2 separate regions of the Homo sapiens genome follow, and region 1 is linked to region 2. A link is an interaction called in ENCODE POLR2A ChIA-PET data of the cell type or tissue named here. Cell type or tissue: B cell. All regions are shown on one strand. Links, peaks and the distances in the headings refer to the core of each region. The heading gives the core; the rest is flanking DNA.

Region 1 (8,735 bases), core at 318-8,317, 130 kb before region 2:
AAACCCCAAAACTCTTCTCCTCCAGCTTCATCACCATCCTTGGATATTTCATTTCTCTGCCCACTGCCTGCCTCTGCATCCCTCAGGCTGTTAAGTTACATGAGCTGATACAGCCGCTTTGTGGCTTAAGTGACACTGAGCTGTGTTTCTGTCACTTATAACCCCAAAAGTCTACAGGTGGAGTTGCTGATGCGGGACACCCCCACAGCTCCATCTCCCATGCAAGAATCCTTGCTGTCCCCACTGTACCCTGATGCTCCTCTGCGGTCACCTTTCCATATCAAAACCTGTGACCGTGGCTCCAACCTGCCTGACGGTCCCACACTCTTTGACGCTGTTGAATCTGCTGTGCTTGGCAATCTCGCCCCCTGCTTCTCCTGCTATCTCTGGCCACCCTCCTCAGCTTCCTGTACCATGTCCCTGCCCCATACCAGGAGTCCTGGAGACCTCAGCCTTGACCCTGTCCTTGGGCCGGTGACTCTCTCTTTGGGGGCCTTAGCACAGCTGTGTTCTCGGTGCCGTTCACGTTCAAATCAAAGACTCCAGTCTGATGTTCAAGATCCTGCTGGGTCATTGGTTTGCTGTGACCCAACTGACCTGATTTCTTACCTTTCTCTCCCAGTCCACTCCTCCTTCCACATCCCCTAGGGCACGCTGTCACTTACCTGGCTGCCCAGGCCAAGAACAGAAAATCGTCCTTGGCTCCTCCTTCTCCCTCACACCCCATCGGTTTCACTTCCTGAACCTGGCTGGCACTCCATCGTCCCCTCTCCCTCACCAGAACCTGCCCTGACCCTCCCTCCACCTGCCTGCAGCCAGGGTCCTCCTTCTCCAATGCCAACCTGACTGTGTCCCTGCTGTGCAGCGACCTCCATGCCCACAACTGCCTTCAGGATCGAGTCCCAGCTCTCTTGGCTTCCCCAGGCCCTGGTCTCCCTGCCAGCCTTATTCCTTCCTAGCACCCTGCCTCTGCCAGCCTCCAGCCACATGGAACTTGCAGTTCTAGAGCGGACCACGCTCTCTTGCTTCCAGGACTCCGCATGGCCTGTCCCCATCCCATCTATCTTCCAGGTCTTACACCTAGATTTTACCTTCCCTGGGAGGCCTTCTTTAATTCTCCCTCACCCCAGTTGGGGTGTACGTCACACTGTCTTAACAACCACTGAGACACTGTCCCCACCACATTGGGCTGTGAACGCTGGGAGGGCAGAGACTCTTCCTCAGTCACAGGGAGAGGCTCAAGAAGTGGTTAAGAGGCCGGGCGCGGTGGCTCAAGCCTGTAATCCTAGCACTTTGGGAGGCCGAGACGGGCAGATCACCTGATGTCAGGAGCTCGAGACCAGCCTGACCAACAGGGTGAAACCCCATCTCTACTAAAAATACAAAAATTAGCCAGGCATGGTGGCACATGCCTGTAATCCCAGCTACCTGGGAGGCTGAGGCTGCAGTGAGCCAAGATTGCGCCCCTGCACTCCAGCCTGGGTGACAGAGCGAGACTCCATCTCAAAAAAAAGAAAAAAGAAATGGTTAATAAATGAATGGATTAACAAAATCTTAGGCACTACTCCTTCAAGGTAAACATATTGCTGACCTCTTTTACAGGTATTAGACCAGAAAAACTACCATCTGGGAGAGAAGGGGAAAGTGAAAAAGACAGACCTAGAAGCGAAGGAGAGAAAAGCATTTTGTGGATGCCTATTTTTACAGGCTCAGAAGCCGCCATCTGTGGGAGGGGGAAAGTCCCTAGTTCATTGTTATCTGACAATCGGAGAAAAAGGTACTTTTTAAGAAAGTCAGCCAACTCCCAACTCCCATGGCCTGATGTCCCTTCAGTTTGCATTTCCCTGTTCCCTCCCAGAGCTATTTTGGGGGACTTGATTTGCATATTAACCACCCTCACCCCAAAACTCTAAGACACAATGGCAGCAACGTGTATTACTATGGTTGCTTATTTTATCACACCTCATATCATCTCAGCATGCTGCTAACTTCCTTCCATGCACTATTTCATTTCAATTCCTAACAACCCTGAGGTTGAGGCCATCCTTTAGGGTCCTGGTGAGGGGGGGCCTTGTCCAAGGTCACACACTGTGGGGAACTGGAAAAGCAGGATCTGCCCCTGGGCTCCATGACTTGGAGACTATGTTCTAGAAAACACAGCTGACAGAAAGCCAGGCAGCCAGTGACCGGAGAGCCACCTGCTCAGAGGGTGGAGTAGGTGGAATTGTGCACACCCCCCTAACAATTCCTGTCCCCCTGGACCCTTAGAATGTGACCTTATTTGGAATGTAGGTCTTTGCAGATGTAACTAAAGATGATAAGATGAAATCATACTGGATTTAGGGTGGGCCCTAAATCTGGTGATTGGTGTCCTTACAAAAAGAGAAAAGGGGCCAGGCGCGGTAGCTCACGCCTGTAATCCCAGCACTTTGGGAGGCTGAGGTGGGTGGATCACTTGAGGTCAAGAGTTCAAGACTAGCATGGCCAACATGGCAAAACCCCGTCTCTACTAAAAATATAAAAATTGACCAGGTGCAGTGGCTCATGCCTGTAATCCCAGCACTTTGAGAGGCCAGGGTGGACAGATCGCCTGAGGTCAGGAGTTCAAGACCAGCCTGCCCAACACATTGAAAACCTGTCTCTACTAAAAATACAAAAATTAGCCGGGCGTGGTGGTGGGTGCCTGTAATCCTAGCTACTCCGGAGGCTGAAGCAGGAGAATCGCTTGAACTCGAGAGGCTGCAGTGAGCCGAGATCATGCCATTGCACTCCAGCCTGGGAGACTGAATGAGACTCGGTCTCAAAAACAAAAAAAGAGAAAAGGACACACAGAGGGTAAGGTCACGTGAAGGTCACAGAGGTCAGAATGATACGTCCACAAGCCAAAGACTGCAGACAACACCAGAGGCTGGGATGGAAGAGGCCTGGGACACATCTCCCCATCCCAAAGCGTCCAGGAGCCAGTCCTGCCAACACCTTGATTTTGGGCTTCTGGTTTCTGGAACTGGTGAGAATGAGTTCCTGTTGTTGAAGCCCCCCAGTTTGTAGTAGTTTGTCACAGCAGCCACAGGCAACCAGGACAGAGGGTGTGTGCCTGAGTTAGCCAGGATGGTCTGTAGGCCAGGTACTGTCTTTCCCTTTATCTTTCCGGGCCACACATTTGTCCTGGACTCCAAGGAGAAAGCCGACTTCTTCAGGGCCCAAAACCACTTGGAGAAAGCCCGATTCTGCAGCCAACAACAGCGACAGCGGCTCCTTTTGCTCAGAGCCCACCGGTCACATCACCTGCTGTCGCTTGATACTTTTAATGCTCCTAAGAAGTAGGCAGGAAGGGTAGGTGAAGTCTCTCCATTTTGCACAAGGGCAAACTGAGGCCTGGGGAGGCGAGACCACTTGCCTGAAGTCACACCGTGCCGCACATTTTGGCAGGGTGACAGAGGCAGAGGGAAGTGGGCACTCCTGTATGCCAGCTGTTGGGCATGTAAATGGGTGTATTCTTCCTAGGAGGGTAACAGGGCAGTTCCTTTCATCTTTTGAAAAAATATTTGAGTCTCTCTGATGTGCCAGGCTTGGGGACAAAGGAGGGGATTGGCCCTAAACCAATTTATATCAAAATTTTATTTCCTTTTTATTGAGATGGGATCTCATTTTGTTGTTCAGGCTGGAGTGCAGCCGCAAACTCCTGGGCTCAAGCAATCCTCCCGCCTCAGCCTCCCAAGTAGCTAGGACTACAGGTGTGTGCCACCATGGCTACCTTGGTTTCTATCAACATTTAAAATGTCCTTATTGCTTGACTTTACAAGAGACTCCCACGTGCACACAGGTGCTTGCTCCAGTCCTGCTTCAAGAGCCCTAAACCGGAAACCACCTCAAAGTCTGTTGCCCAGGACACCATGGAAGACCCACACCACAGAGCACCACACCACTGTGTGGCAGGCCTGTAGACCTCACACACCCACAGGGAAAGGGGTCCTCAATCTACGATTATGGGAAAACTGACAAAATCAACCCCAACTCCCAGGAGGAGAGAGGGACTGGGTTGGTGAGTGAAACTTTGCATTTTTTTTTCTAATAGGTTTGGCTGATACCAAACCTATTAGATATGATTTGGTTTGGCTGTGTCCCCACCCAAATCTCAACTTGAATTACCTCCCAGAATTCTCATGTGTTGCTGGAGGCACCCGGGGGAGGTAACTGAAACATGGGGGCCAATCTTTCCCATGTGATTCTCATGATAGTGAACAAGTCTCACAAGATCTGATGGGTTTATCAGGGGTTTCTGCTTTTGCTTCTAATTTTCTCTTGCTGCCGCCACATAAGAAGTGCCTTTCGCCTCCTGCCATAATTCTGAGGCCTCCCCAGCCATGTGGAATTGTAAGTCCAATTAAACCTCTTTTTCTTCCCAGTCTCAGGTGCGTCTTTATCAGCAGTGTGAAAACTAATACAGTAAATTGGTACCAGTAGAGTGGGACATTGCTGAAAAGATACCTGAAAATGTGGAACCAACTTTGGAACTGGGTATCAGGCAGAGTCTGGAATAGTTTGGAGGGCTCAGAAGAAGACAGGGAAGTGTGGGAAAGCGTGGAACTTCCTAGAACTTGTTGAATGACTTTGCCCAGAATGCTGATAGTGATCTGGACAATAAGGTCCAGGCTGAGGTGGTCTCAGATGGAGATGAGGAACTTTTTGGCAACTGGAGTAAAGGTGACTTTTGGCATGTTTTAGCAAAGAGCTGGCAGCATTTTGCCCCTGCCATAGAGATTTGTGGAGCTTTGAACTTGAGAAAGATGATTTAGGGTATCTGGCAGAAGAAATTTCTAAGCAGCAAAGCATTCAATGCCTGCTGTTAAAGGCATTCAGTTGTATAAGGGAAGTAAGGCATAAAAGTTTGGAAAATTTGCAGCCTGATGATGTGATAGAAAAGAAAAACCCATTTTCTGGGGAGAAATTCAAGCCAGCTACAGAAATTTCCATAAATAGCAAGGAGCCTAATGTTAATCCCCAAGACCTTGGGAAAATGTCTCCAGGCCATGTCAGAGACCTTCACAGCAGCCCCTCCCATCACAGACCCAGAGGCCCAGGAGGAAAAAGTGGTTTCATGGGCCTAGGGACTTGGTGCCCTGTGTCCAGCTGCTCCAGCTGTGGCTGAAAGGGGCCAACATACAGCTCAGGCTGTGGCTTCAGAGGGTGGAAGCCCCAAGCTTTGGCAGCTTCCACGTGGTGTTGAGCCTGCAGGTGCACAGAAGTCAAGAATTGAGGTTTGGGAACCTCTGCCTAGATTTCAGATGTTTGGAAATGCCTGAATGCCCAGCCAAAAGTTTGCTTCAGGGGTGGGGCCCTCATGGAGAACCTCTGCTAGGGCAGTGCAGAAGGGAAATGTGGGGTGGGAGCACCCACACTGAGTCCCTTCTGGGGTATCACCTAGTAGAGCTGTGAGAAGAGGGCCACAGTCCTCCAGACCCCAGAATGGTAGATCCACCAATAGCTTGCACCATATACCTGGAAAAGCCACAGACACTTAATGTCAGCTCATGAAAGCAGCCAGGAGGTGGGTTATACCCTGCAAAGCCACAGGGGCGGGGCTGCCCAAGACTATGGGAACCTACCTCTTGCATCAGCCTGACCTGGATGTGAGACATGGAGTCAAAGGAGATCATTTTGAAGCCTTAGAATTTGACTGCCCCACTGGATTTCAGACTTGCAGGGACCCTGTAACTATTTTGTTTTGGTTAATTTCTCCCATTAGGAACAGCTGTATTTACCCAATACCTGTAACCCCCCTGCATGTAGGGAAGTAACTAGCTTGTTTTGATTTTTACAGGCTCATAGGCAAAAGGGACTTGGTTTGTCTCAGATGAGACTTTGGACTGTGGACTTTTGGGCTAATGATGAAGTAAGACTTTGGGGGACTGTTGGGAAGGCATGATTGGTTTTAAAATGTGAGGATATGAGATTTGGAGGGGTCAGGGGCAGAATGATGTAGTTTGGCTGTGTCTCCACCCAAATCTTAACTTGAATTATATCTTCCAGAATTCCCATGTGTTGTGGGAGGGACCCAGGGGGAGGTAATTGAATCATGGGGGCCAATCTTTCTCATGCTATTCTCATGATAGCAAATAAGTCTCACAAGATCTGATGGGTTTATCGGGGTTTCTGCTTTTGCTTCTCTCTCATCACCTCTTGCTGCCACCATGTAAGTGCTTTTCGTCTCCTGCCATGATTCTGAGGCCTCGCCAGCCATATGGAACTATAAGTCCAATTAAACCTCTTTTTCTTCCCTGTCTCAGGTATGTCTTTATCAGCAGCATGAAAACAAATACAAGGTTTATCCCTAAGAAATTGCCATTTTTGGACTGAGATCCAGCCTGCAGGGAGTTAAGTGGTGAATGAAGTATTTAGTGGAGGTGGGAAGAGAAGGAACCAATATATTCATAACTGGAATCCCTGAATAAGAAAATGAGATTAATAGACTAGAACAAAGATATAATTCAAGAAAACTTTTCTGATATAAAAGAGGACTTAAAAGTGCCATCTTTGTAGATAAAAACTAGAAGAAATTGATAATTTCATATGATTCAACCTAATATATACCTGTTTGCTGTTTTAATTTATTATGCTATACATATGTTCATGTAGCGTTGTTAAAAAACAAACATAAAGCTGGGTGCGGTGGCTCATACCTGTAATCCCAGCGCTTTGGGAGGCCAAGGCTGGTGGATCACCTGAGGTCAGGAGTTCAAGACCAGCCTCACCAACGTGGGGAAACCCCGTCTCTACTAAAAATACAAAAATTAGCCAGGCGTGGTGGCGCATGCCTGTAGTCCCAACTACTTGGGAGGCTGAGGCAGGGGAATTGCTTGAACCTGGGAGGCGGAGGTTGCAGTGAGCCAAGATCGTGCCACTGCACTCCGACCTGGGTGACAGGGCAAGACTCCATCTCAAAAGAAACAGAAAACCAAAAATAAAATAAAATCATAAGTAAGTGATAAAGCCAGCACAGGAACTCAAGTCCGCTAGCTTTGTTCTTTTCTCTGCCAATACAGAGAAAAAAATGGCAGAAAAGTAGATTTTTTTTTCAGCAACAAAAATGACATTTTAGAGATGGGACTGGGAGTGGTGGCTCATGCCTGTAATCCCAGCACTTTGAGAGGCTGAGGTGGGTGGATTGCTTGAGCCCAGGAGTTCAAGACCAGCCTGGCCAACATGGTGAAACTCTATCTCTACTAAAAATACAAAAATTAGCTGGGGGTGGTGGTGGTGCATGCCTATAATCCCAGCTACTTGGGAGGCTGAGGCATGAGAATCACTTGAACCTAGGAGGCAGAGGTTGCAGTGAGCCGAGATAATGCCATTGCACTCCAGCCAGGACAACAGAACAAGATTCTGTCTCAATAATAATAATAATAAAATAAATAAATAAGAGATGGGATCAAGGTTCTGAGATGCAGTCTTACCTCCCTTAGCAGAGGAGCAAACTGAAGACTGCAACATGGTAACCACCACCTGTCAGTGGACAGTCCACAGACTTGCAGCTGGGTGTGCTGCTTCCTGGTCCAGGGTCTTAACACCACCCAGGCAGGGCCAGAGCGGCTGTCCCCAGTCCTAGCTTCACTCATCCTCCCCTATAGCCCTGTCCAGCATTAAGCCTGGTGCATTTCAGCAACTAAATGACCCCTGATCTGCCACCTACTTCCCCCACCCTCTGCCACTGCCCTGGCCAACCCCCTGCCTCACTTGGAGGCTGTCGCAGCTCCTCTCTGCTCTCTCCTTCCCTGCTGCATTCTCCATCAGCTGCAGGAGAGCATCCCTCCAAGCATGACTACATCACTCCCTGTGCAGAAAAGGGCCAGCCCAGCGGTCCCGAGGCTGCCTTCCTCAGACAGGCCTGCCTGGCCTCCACTGGCATCTGGGAATTTGGACTTCTGGAAAATTCCCGCCATTCCCTGATAAGAGCAGCTCATTGTGCCTAGACTGCTTGTGGAAACAGCATGGTTTATGCTGAACTCCTACTTTCATTTGGAGAGTATGGAATTTTTCTAAGTGCCAGGCAGAGGGTACCTCTGTGCCCAGCTCCAATGAAAACTCTGGGCATTGGGTCTCTAAGGAACTGCTCTGCTTGCAAACACTTCACACATCTTGTCACAACTCCCTGCTGGAGGAAATAAGTGTGACCCCAAGGACCTCTGCCCCCAACCCAGGAGAGGGCTCTGGAAGCTTGTGCCAGGTTTTTTCTGAACTTCACCCCACGTGCCTTTTCCCTTTACTGATTTTAATTTCAATCCTTTTGTGGCAATTAATCTGAGCCAGGAGCACATCTGCATGCGAGTCCCACAGGTCCTCCTAGTGAGTCACTGACACTGGGCATAGGGTCTCGGGAACCCTGACACACTCCCTTATTTAAAACTTTTGGCTGGGTGCAGTCACTCACACCTGTAATCCCAGCACTTTGGGAGGCTGAGGGGGATCACTGAGTTCAGGAGTTCAAGACCAGCCTGGGCAACAGAGTGAGACTCCGTCTCTACAAAAAAATCTAAAAATTAACCAGGTGTAGTGGTGCTCGCCTCTAGTCCCAGTTACTTGGGAGACTGAGAGAGGCGGATCGCTTGAGCCCAGAATGTTGAGGCTGCAGTAAGCTGTGATCGTGTCACTGCACTCCAGCCTGGGTGATACAGCAAGACCTTGTCTGTTAAAAAAAAAAAAGACATCAATGCCTCCCAGAAGCCCACTCCTGTTTT
Region 2 (8,735 bases), core at 434-8,433:
GGGTGATGAAAACATTCTAAAATTAATTGTGGTGATGGTTGCACAGCTATAAATATGCTAAAAACTGCTGGATTATACTGTTTACATTGGTGAATTTAACAGTACATGAATGACATTTCACATACTATTAAAAAGCCACAACAACAAACATTGATTTTCTTGCTTGTGAGTGTACGAATTAACTGTAGGTCTGCTGGAATCACTTGGGCTTGGCTCCTGGCTGCAGTTGTGTTCTGGTATGTTCCATGTATTTCTTCTACATTTTTTTTTTTAATCCTCTTGGGTCAGCAACTACTCAGGCATGTTCAAGGTGGCTAGCAGAAGTGCAAGGGGATGAGCAGACACATGTAATGTTTCTTAACACCTTGGCTTGGAGCTAGCACATCACCTCTGCACACATTCCACTGGCAAAAAATCTATGCCACTATCTATAGCTATTGCCAAGCCTGACATCAACAGGAAAGGGAAATAGACTTTCCTCACTCTCATGCATTTCAAGGTCATGTGACAGAAGGGAGTGAAGAATTAAGAAAGATAATCCTATCTACCACACCTGTGTAACATGGTGCTCCTTCTCCTCTGAGATCTACTTAAACATGGCATAGACCCAAATTCCAAGTTGGAGACAGCTTAAAGCCTCCCGTCAATTTCTGCCTGTTCCTGTATCTTATATCCTCTTGCTCTTCTCTTCCTCATACTCCTCCTGGTCTCAGGGCTCTTGTGACTGTGTGAGCTATCTTGCTCCCACCCTGAGTCAAAGCCAGGTTAAAAGCCCCACCCCCTCACTATTTTTGAGAAGAAACCCAGTCACACTCAGCATTTAGTACATGTAGTGATTTTGTGGAAGATTTGAAAGGTTATGCAGAAGGATTGCAAGTTGCACAACCTTCTACTGCATTTATGGCCCCGCCACTCTCCCATTCCTGGCGGAGACATTAGGGAAGGCTTCCTAGGGGAGGTGGCATTTGAACAGATCTTGAAGGCTGAGAAAGAGTGAGGCATAAGATGGTGGCAGGAAAGAACATTCCAGACAGAGGGAACAGCAGCATGGACAAGAGAGGAAACATCTGGTGTAGTCGAGAAAATGCAAGTCGTTGGCATGGCTGGAGTGGAAGATGTGAGCTGGGGAGTGCTGGGGGGGTGAGGCTAGAATGCTGCACAGGCCCATGAATGGCTTGTTCTGTGTTCAGCTAGGCTAGAACCACTTTTCCAGAATTACCATCTCCATATGGTTCTGGGTTGGCATTAGCCACAGGAGAAATTTGTATGAGATTTGGAAGGTGGGAGTGAAACTGAGCCATATTTTTAATGCTAAGAAGGTCAATGCAGAGCCCCAGACACTGTGGACACAGCTTCCAGTTGGTGCTCTCAGTTGTCCTTGTGGTTCCCAGTTCATCCTCAAGGTTCCAATTTTTCCTAGCTCTCATTCATGTCCAGCCTCCTCCTTGACAGCTGATATAAGTGACCCAGAGACAACATTAGTGAATAGAGTCCTCTACCAGCTCTCACAATTGTGTAAGGTCTAACCCTGTAATAAATCCCTTCTCTGATGCTCACAGTGGATCTCTGATTGAACCCTGAGTGATAGACCTTTGTGTGCCACACTGAGGAATTGGGGCTTCATCTTATAGACTTGTTTTTCTCAACTTTTTGTCATTTGAGGACTGCAGTGGCAGAGGTAATGCTAAATGTTCACCATTCTTATCTTCTTCCTGGGCTCGTGCTTTAGTTCCAGCCTCCCTTGCAGCTAAGTGGAACTATGTGATGAAGTTCTAGCCAATGGAATGTGGGCTAAAGTGAAGTGTTCATGTCTAGGCCTGGTCTCCCAAATCCTTCCACACGACACCACAGCCTCTCTCTCAGTTCTCTAGTTGGCCAGCTGAACGCAGAAGGTTCCATGGTGGACCCCAAGGTGTGGGGGGTTTCAGAGCCACTAGCTGGAAGGAGCCTGAGTTCCTGAATGACTCTGTGGAATCGAGACTCTGACTGCCTTGCACTGGGCTGTGACTTGAGAAGCATAACTTTATTATGTAAAGCCAGTGGGATTTGGAATTATTTGCTAGAGTGGGTAGCCAACATCTGTACCATTACTGATTTAATCACATTTTAAAAATAAGTTTACTCTTTTTTTTTTTTTTTTTTTTTTTTGAGGCGAAGTCTTGCTCTGCCACCCAGGCTGGAGTGCAGTGGTGCTATCTCGGCTCACTGCAAGCTCCGCCTCCTGGGTTCACACCATTCTCCTGCCTCAGCCTCCTGAGTAGCTGGGACTACAGGTGCCCACCACCACGCCCGGCTAATTTTTTGTATTTTTAGTAGAGATGGGGTTTCACCGTGTTAGCCAGGATGGTCTCGATCTCCTGACCTCGTGATCTGCCCGCCTCGGCCTCCCAAAGTGCTGGGATTACAGGCGTGAGCCACCGCACCCAGCCTCATTTTTTTTTTTTTTTTTTTTTTTTTAAGATGGAGTCTAGCTTTGTCACCCAGGCTGGAGTGTAGTAGCATGATCTCGGCTCACTGCAACCTCTGCCTCTTGGGTTCAAGCGATTCTCTTGCCTCAGCCTCCTGAGTAGTTGGGATTACAGGTGCCACCACGCCTGGCTAATTTTTGTATTTTTAGTGGAGACGGGGTTTCACCATGTTGACTAGGCTGGTCTCGAACTCCCGGTGTCAGGTGATCCACCTGCCTCGGCCTCCCAAAGTGCTGGGATTACAGGCGTGAGCTACCATGCCTGGCCAGTTTACTTTTTATAGCTTTAATTTATTTGAAAAGAACTTTTTATTACTATTTATAAATGCAAAAGCAGTATCACTCATAGTAGAGAGAAGGTAATGATAACAAAGAAGTGGTATGAAAATCAAACAATGATGTGATATTCTTTCCATATCTTGTTCAGGACAAGAGCTCCGAAGCCTGAGCCTGCTCTCACTTTGTTATAACGGGAGATTAACAAGTGCTTGACAGATGTTAAAGACAGGGTGGAACCAAACTAGACTTTTTCTGCAATATTCTTGAAACACCATATTATCATGATTATATGATAATCACACCATACTTTATGAAACTACATGAGGGAAATAAAACCGATGAATAATTTTTAAACATTCCTTACCATGGGAAATTTCTTTCTTTCTTTCTTTCTTTCTTTTTTTTTTTTTTGAGACAGGGTCTCACTCCATTACCCAGGCTGGAGTGCAGTGGTGATCTTGGCTCATTGCAACTTCTGCCTCCCAGGTTCAAGCGATTCTCCTGTCTCAGCCTCCTGAGTAGCTGAGATTACAGGCATGTGCCACCACACCCAGCTAATTTTTGTATTTTTAGTAGAGTCGGTGTTTCGCCATGTGGGCCGGGCTTGTCTCAAACTCCTGACCTCGGGTGGTCCACCCGCCTCGGCCTCCCAAAGTGCTGGGATTACAGGTATGAGCACCGTTCCTGGCCTGTAATGGAAAATTTCAGACACACACATATAAACATCATGAAGATAGTACCATAAACCCCTGGGTATGCATTACGCAGCTTTAACAACTACCAACCCTCTGCCATTCTTACTACATCTCCTACCCCTTACACATACCCTACTTCCTTTTCTTGATGGTCTTGTTGGAATATCTTTTTTTTTTTTTTTTTTTTTTGAGACAGGGTCTCACTCCGTCGCTGGAGTGCAGTGGCATGATCAGGGCTCACTGAAGCATTGAGCTTCTGGGCTCAAGCCATCCTCCCACCTCAGCCTCCAGAGTAGCTGGGACCACAGGCACGTGCCACTGTGCTTGGCTAATTTTTTAAATTTTTTGTAGAGACAGGGTCTTGCTATATTGCCCAGGCTGGTCTCAAACTCCTGGCCTCTAGCGATCCTCCAGCTTCGGCCTCCCAAAGTGCTAGGATTATAGGCATGAGCTACCATGCCCAGCCTGGAATATCTTTAAATAAATTCCAGACATCATAACACTGTAATACATATTTCTTTTTTTTTTTTTTTTGAGACAGAGTCTCACTTTGTCACCAGGCTGGAGCGCAGTGGTGTGACCTTGGCTCACTGCAACCTCCACCTCCTGGGTTCAAGTGATTCTCCTGCCTCAGCCTCCCAAGTAGCTGGGACTACAGGTGCGCACCACCACACCCACCTAATTTTTGTATTTTTAGTAGAGACGGGGTTTTGCCATGTTGGCCAGGATGGTCTCGATCTCTTGACCTCATGATCTGCCCGCCTCGGCCTCCCAAAGTGTTGGGATTATAGGCGTGAGCCACCGCACCCGGAATGCAATATGTATTTCTAACAATAAACGCATTAGAAAATATTCACAATACCATTATCATACTTAAAGAATTAACACTTCCTAAGCCGGGCGCTGTGGCTCACGCCTGTAATCCCAGCACTTTGGGAGGCTGAGAGCGGGTGGATCACCTGAGGTCGAGAGTTCAAGACCAGCCTGACCAACATGGAGAAACACCGTCTCTACTAAAAATACAAAATTAGCCAGGCATGGTGGCACATGCCTGTAATCCCAGCTACTCGGGAGGCTGAGGCAGGAGAATCGCTTGAACCTGGGAGGTGGAGGTTGCAGTGAGCCAAGATCGCACCATTGCACTCCAGCCTAGGCAACAAGAGCGAAACTCCGTCAAAAAAATAAATAAATAAAATTAAAAAACCACACTTCCTTGTTACCATCTAATATTCTATGTTCAATTTGCCCTAATGACTACAAAAATGAGGTTTTGCAGTTGGTCTGTTGAAGTCAGGATCTGAGCAAGGGCACACATTGCATTGATTGATATATACTTAGTCTCTTTCTACCCTGTGGGGGATTAATTGCCAAAAAATGGTCTCTTTCTGTATTCACGTCCTTCGCAAGGTGAAGGCGGCTTCTCTTGTTGAGGAGGAGTCTATTTTCAACCTTTGAATCTGGGCTTGGTCAGGTGACTTGCTTGGGCCAATAGAATGCAGCAGAAGTAAAAGTGAGTGCCGTCTCGGTCCCAGCCTTGATGCCTCTACGTGATTCTACATGCTTCTTGGACCCCTGCCTCAGCAAGGAGAGCAAGCCCAGGCAGCCTGCTGTGGGACAAGAGACTGTGGGCAGAAGAGCTGTGCCAGGTGAGGCTGTTCTAGGCCAGCCCATCTTCTGACCCGCCAGCTGACCACAGAACATGAGATCAGCCCAGCCCAGCTCAGCTGAACCTGGCCCAGACCAAAAGAGCCACAGCTTCTTGTGTAATAATAATTGTTATTTTAAAATCACTAAATTTGGCCAGGCGCAGTGGCTCACGCCTGTAATCCCAGCACTTTGGGAGGTCCAGGTGGTTGGATCACTTGAGCCCAGGAGTTCAGACCAGCCTGGGCAACAGGAAGAAACCCTGTGTCTACTAAAAATAGAAAAATTAGCTGGGTATGGTGGTGTGCGCCTGTGGTCTCCACTACTCAGGAGGCTGAGATGGGAGGGTCACCTGAGCCTGGGACTGGAGGTTGCCATGAGTCGAGATCTCACCATTGCACTCCAGCCTGGGCCACAGAGTGAGAACCTGTCTCAAAAAAATAAATAAATAAATAAATAAAAATAAAAAAATAGGCCAGGCGCAGTGGCTCACACCTGTAATCCCAGCACTTTGGGAGGCCAAGGTGGGCAGATCGCCTGAGGTAGGGAGTTCCAGACCAGCCTGACCAACATGGAGAAACCCTGTCTCTACTAAAAATAAAATTAGCCAGGCATGGTGGCACATGCCTCTAATCCCAGCTACTCGGGAGGCTGAGGCAGGAGAATCGCTTGAACCCTGGAGGCGGAGGTTGAGGTGAGCCGAGATTGTGTCATTGCACTCCAGCCTGGGCAACAAGAGCGAGACTCAGTCTCAAAATAAATAAAAAATAAATAAATCACTAAATTCTAGTGTAATTTATTATATAGTATTATTGTGGACAATAGATAACTGATACAAATCTACAAATTTCTTCCTGTTTTTTAAAATGTCATTTACTTGCTGAAGACCCTGGAGCCTTGTCCTTCCGTTTCCGACATTCTAGATTTTTGCTAATTACATTCCAGGTGTTATTTACTGTTAGCCTCCATATTCCTTGTAAATGGGTAGTTAATCTACAGGCTGGATTAGAGTCACATGGGGCAAGAACACTTTATAGAGATTCTTGTTCGCATCACATTAGGAAGCTCTCAATGTTTGGTTATCCCACTTGGAGTGATGTCAGGTTTGGTCAGTGGGTTCAGTGAATAATTTTAGACAAGGTTGGGACACCCAGGGGAGACTTCCTGGAGGAGTCAGGTTTGAGTTGAGCCTCTTTTTTAAAATGAATTTTATGTATTTATTTTTAAGACAGGGTCTTTTAAGACAGGATCTCTGCTCCGAGTTGAGCCTCTTTGAAAGATGGGTGGGATTTAGATAGGCAGAGAGAAGGAGGACACATCCAATGTGGGGAGGGAGGGGTGGATGGCATGAGTCAGAGAGTGTTTTGAAAATGCAGAGCAATAACCAGCAATAACCTTCTATCAGCTTCCTTTATTATCCTCTGGTATAGAGGTCAGGGCAGGAACCAGATTTTATCTCAGGTTGTAATTCTAATGGGTTGGTAATGGGTACATGGAATACTTTGTTGAGATACATTGTGAAACCACATTCTTGCTCAGTGGGAAACTTGCTGTAATTGACTGGTGGTGTCTGTCACAGATCTAGGAAGCCTTGGTGGTGGTACAATTGCTATGAATCTGCTCCAGATCAATGCCTCTGCTCCCGCCTCGGGGTCTTTGACATGGAAGCCCATAAGGAAATGAGGGCTGAAAGGGATATCTAACATGGACTGTGGCAGACCTTAGCAACATTCATTCACTTTTTTTTTTTTGAGGTGTAGTCTCACTCTGTCACCCAGACTGGAGCGCAGTGGCATGATCTCAGCTCGCTGCAACCTCCACCTCCCCAGTTCAAGCAATTCTCCTGCCTCAGCCTCCCAAGTAGCTGGGATTACAGGTGTGTGCCACCATGCAAAGCTAATTTTTGTATTTTTAGTAGAGAGGAGTTTTCACCATGTTGGCCAGGCTGGTCTAGAATTCCTGAGCTCAAGTGATCTACCCGCCTTGGCCTCCCAAAGTGCTGGGATTACTGGCATGAGGCACTGTGCCCAGCTGCTCCATTTCCTTTTAAGGAGAGCCCTGTTCCAGCTGCTGAAAGTGGTGTCCTCAGAGAGCATCCAGGTGTCAGGTCCTTGGGCTGAGCCCCTGCCTCACCTGCAGAAGGCCACCTTGCCCAAGGTCACATAAATTTCCTGGGATGTCCCACGTCTAGTAATTTTGATTAGGGGATATACAAAGGTCTGGCCATCTTGGCCCAATCTAGACAATTCTGAACAGCCATCTTAACTTCCTGTTTCCTGGTGGGGTTGGTAAATATGGTGTTGCACCTGCATTTCAGGTCAACTTCTCTCCCTACCCACTCCTGCTTCCTCTCTGCTCCTTCCCCAGGAGGTGATCTCAAGGGGGCTTCTTCAAATATCCCCTAAACACTAAATTCTATCTTAGAGTCTGCTTCCTGGGGATCCTAATGTGGGATACACATAAGTCAAACAGGAGTTTTGAGAAACAATATTTATCTTTTCTATGTGTCATGCATTCTCATATTATCTATACTATTTTATTTATTTTCATGTTGGTCATGACCCACTACATTGATTTCAGTCAGCCATGGCTTTGAAAACACCTGCCTGGGCTATGCCCGTGAAGCATGGAGGATGGTTAGCATGTCCTTTGGGCTGTCTTTGGCTGCAAGTAAAAGAGCGCCTGGCTAAACATGGATTAAATACTAGGGGTTCCTTTTTTGCATAATAGATTTGGTAATAGGTGATTTCAAAGTTAGTTCATCTCAACAGCTTCATCAATGACCTGGGTTCTTTCCATGTATTTCCTCTCTGATACCCTTGACATGTTGGCCATGTCTCCTCATAGTCACAGAATGGCTGTCGCTGCCACTGCCAGGTATCACATCCTCATACAACCACCTCTAAAGGAAGCAGGTGTGGAGAGCAGCTCCTCACACATTTATTTTATTCAGAAAAAAAAAAATTCTGCAGTTAAATTCAGAAAAAAAAAAAATTCTGCAGAAGCCCCAGGAACAGCCTTCTCCTTATGTCTCCTTGGCTAGAAGTGGGTCATTGTTTATGTCTAATGAATCTCTGCCCATCCAATACCTAAGGTTTCATTAGCAAAAACAAAAAGATGACTAGGCCGGGCACAGTGGCCCACTCCTGTAATCCCAGCACTTTGGGAGGCTGAGACGGGTGGATTACTTGAGGTCAGGAGTTCGAGACCAGTCTGGCCAACTTGGTGAAACCCCATCTCTACTAAAAATACAAAAATTAGCTGGGTGTGGCTGTGCGTGCCTGTAATCCCAGCTACTCAGGAGGCTGAGGCAGGAGGATTGCTTGAACTTGGGAGGCGGAGGTTGCAGTGAGCTGAGGTCATGTACTGCATTCCAGCCTGGGTGACAGAGCAAGACTCTGTCTCAAAAAAACAAAAAAAACAAAAAAAACCAAAGGAAATGGAGCATTTCATGCCCATCACAGTGTGTGTGTGTGTTTGTGTGTGTGTGTGTTTGTGTGTGTGTGTGTGTGTGTGTGTCACTAGATTGTGATGCAAATGTCTTCCTTATTGTGGGTCCTGGTCAGAGTGGTTTGCAAGCCCCTGGCTGGGCTGGGCTGTGCTTCTACCTGAGTTGTTTTTCTCCTAATTGCCTTGTGGGGTATAGTCAC

Evidence for each region. Peaks named below come from ENCODE experiments on the same cell type or tissue, not always from the same donor. Only the 100,000 strongest peaks of a DNase experiment are listed, where the experiment ranks them.
Region 1: POLR2A ChIA-PET joins it to region 2 with 9 read pairs; 2 of 35 experiments call an interaction of 5 or more read pairs at or near these places.

What each region holds. Positions count from the first base shown.
Region 1 is chr12:110,668,519-110,677,253 of GRCh38, forward strand. The region is part of intron 3 of HVCN1 (hydrogen voltage gated channel 1); the gene reads right to left. LOC124903017 (a long non-coding RNA gene) reads left to right here. Exons shown (of 2, transcript XR_007063460.1): 2 at 1,603-4,405. Among named protein-coding and RNA genes, the nearest start is that of HVCN1, 16 kb to the right of the region's middle. RefSeq lists enhancers at 504-603, 1,654-1,793, 3,768-3,917. In B cell, for the core only: no CTCF peak of the experiment used is centred there; DNase peaks (open chromatin) are centred at 743 and 1,783; H3K4me3 peaks cover 3,432 bases; H3K27ac peaks cover 7,883 bases.
Region 2 is chr12:110,802,838-110,811,572 of GRCh38, forward strand. No RefSeq gene overlaps it. Among named protein-coding and RNA genes, the nearest start is that of CCDC63, 40 kb to the right of the region's middle. RefSeq lists a cis regulatory region at 4,782-5,045 and an enhancer at 6,356-6,857. In B cell, for the core only: no CTCF peak of the experiment used is centred there; no DNase peak of the experiment used is centred there.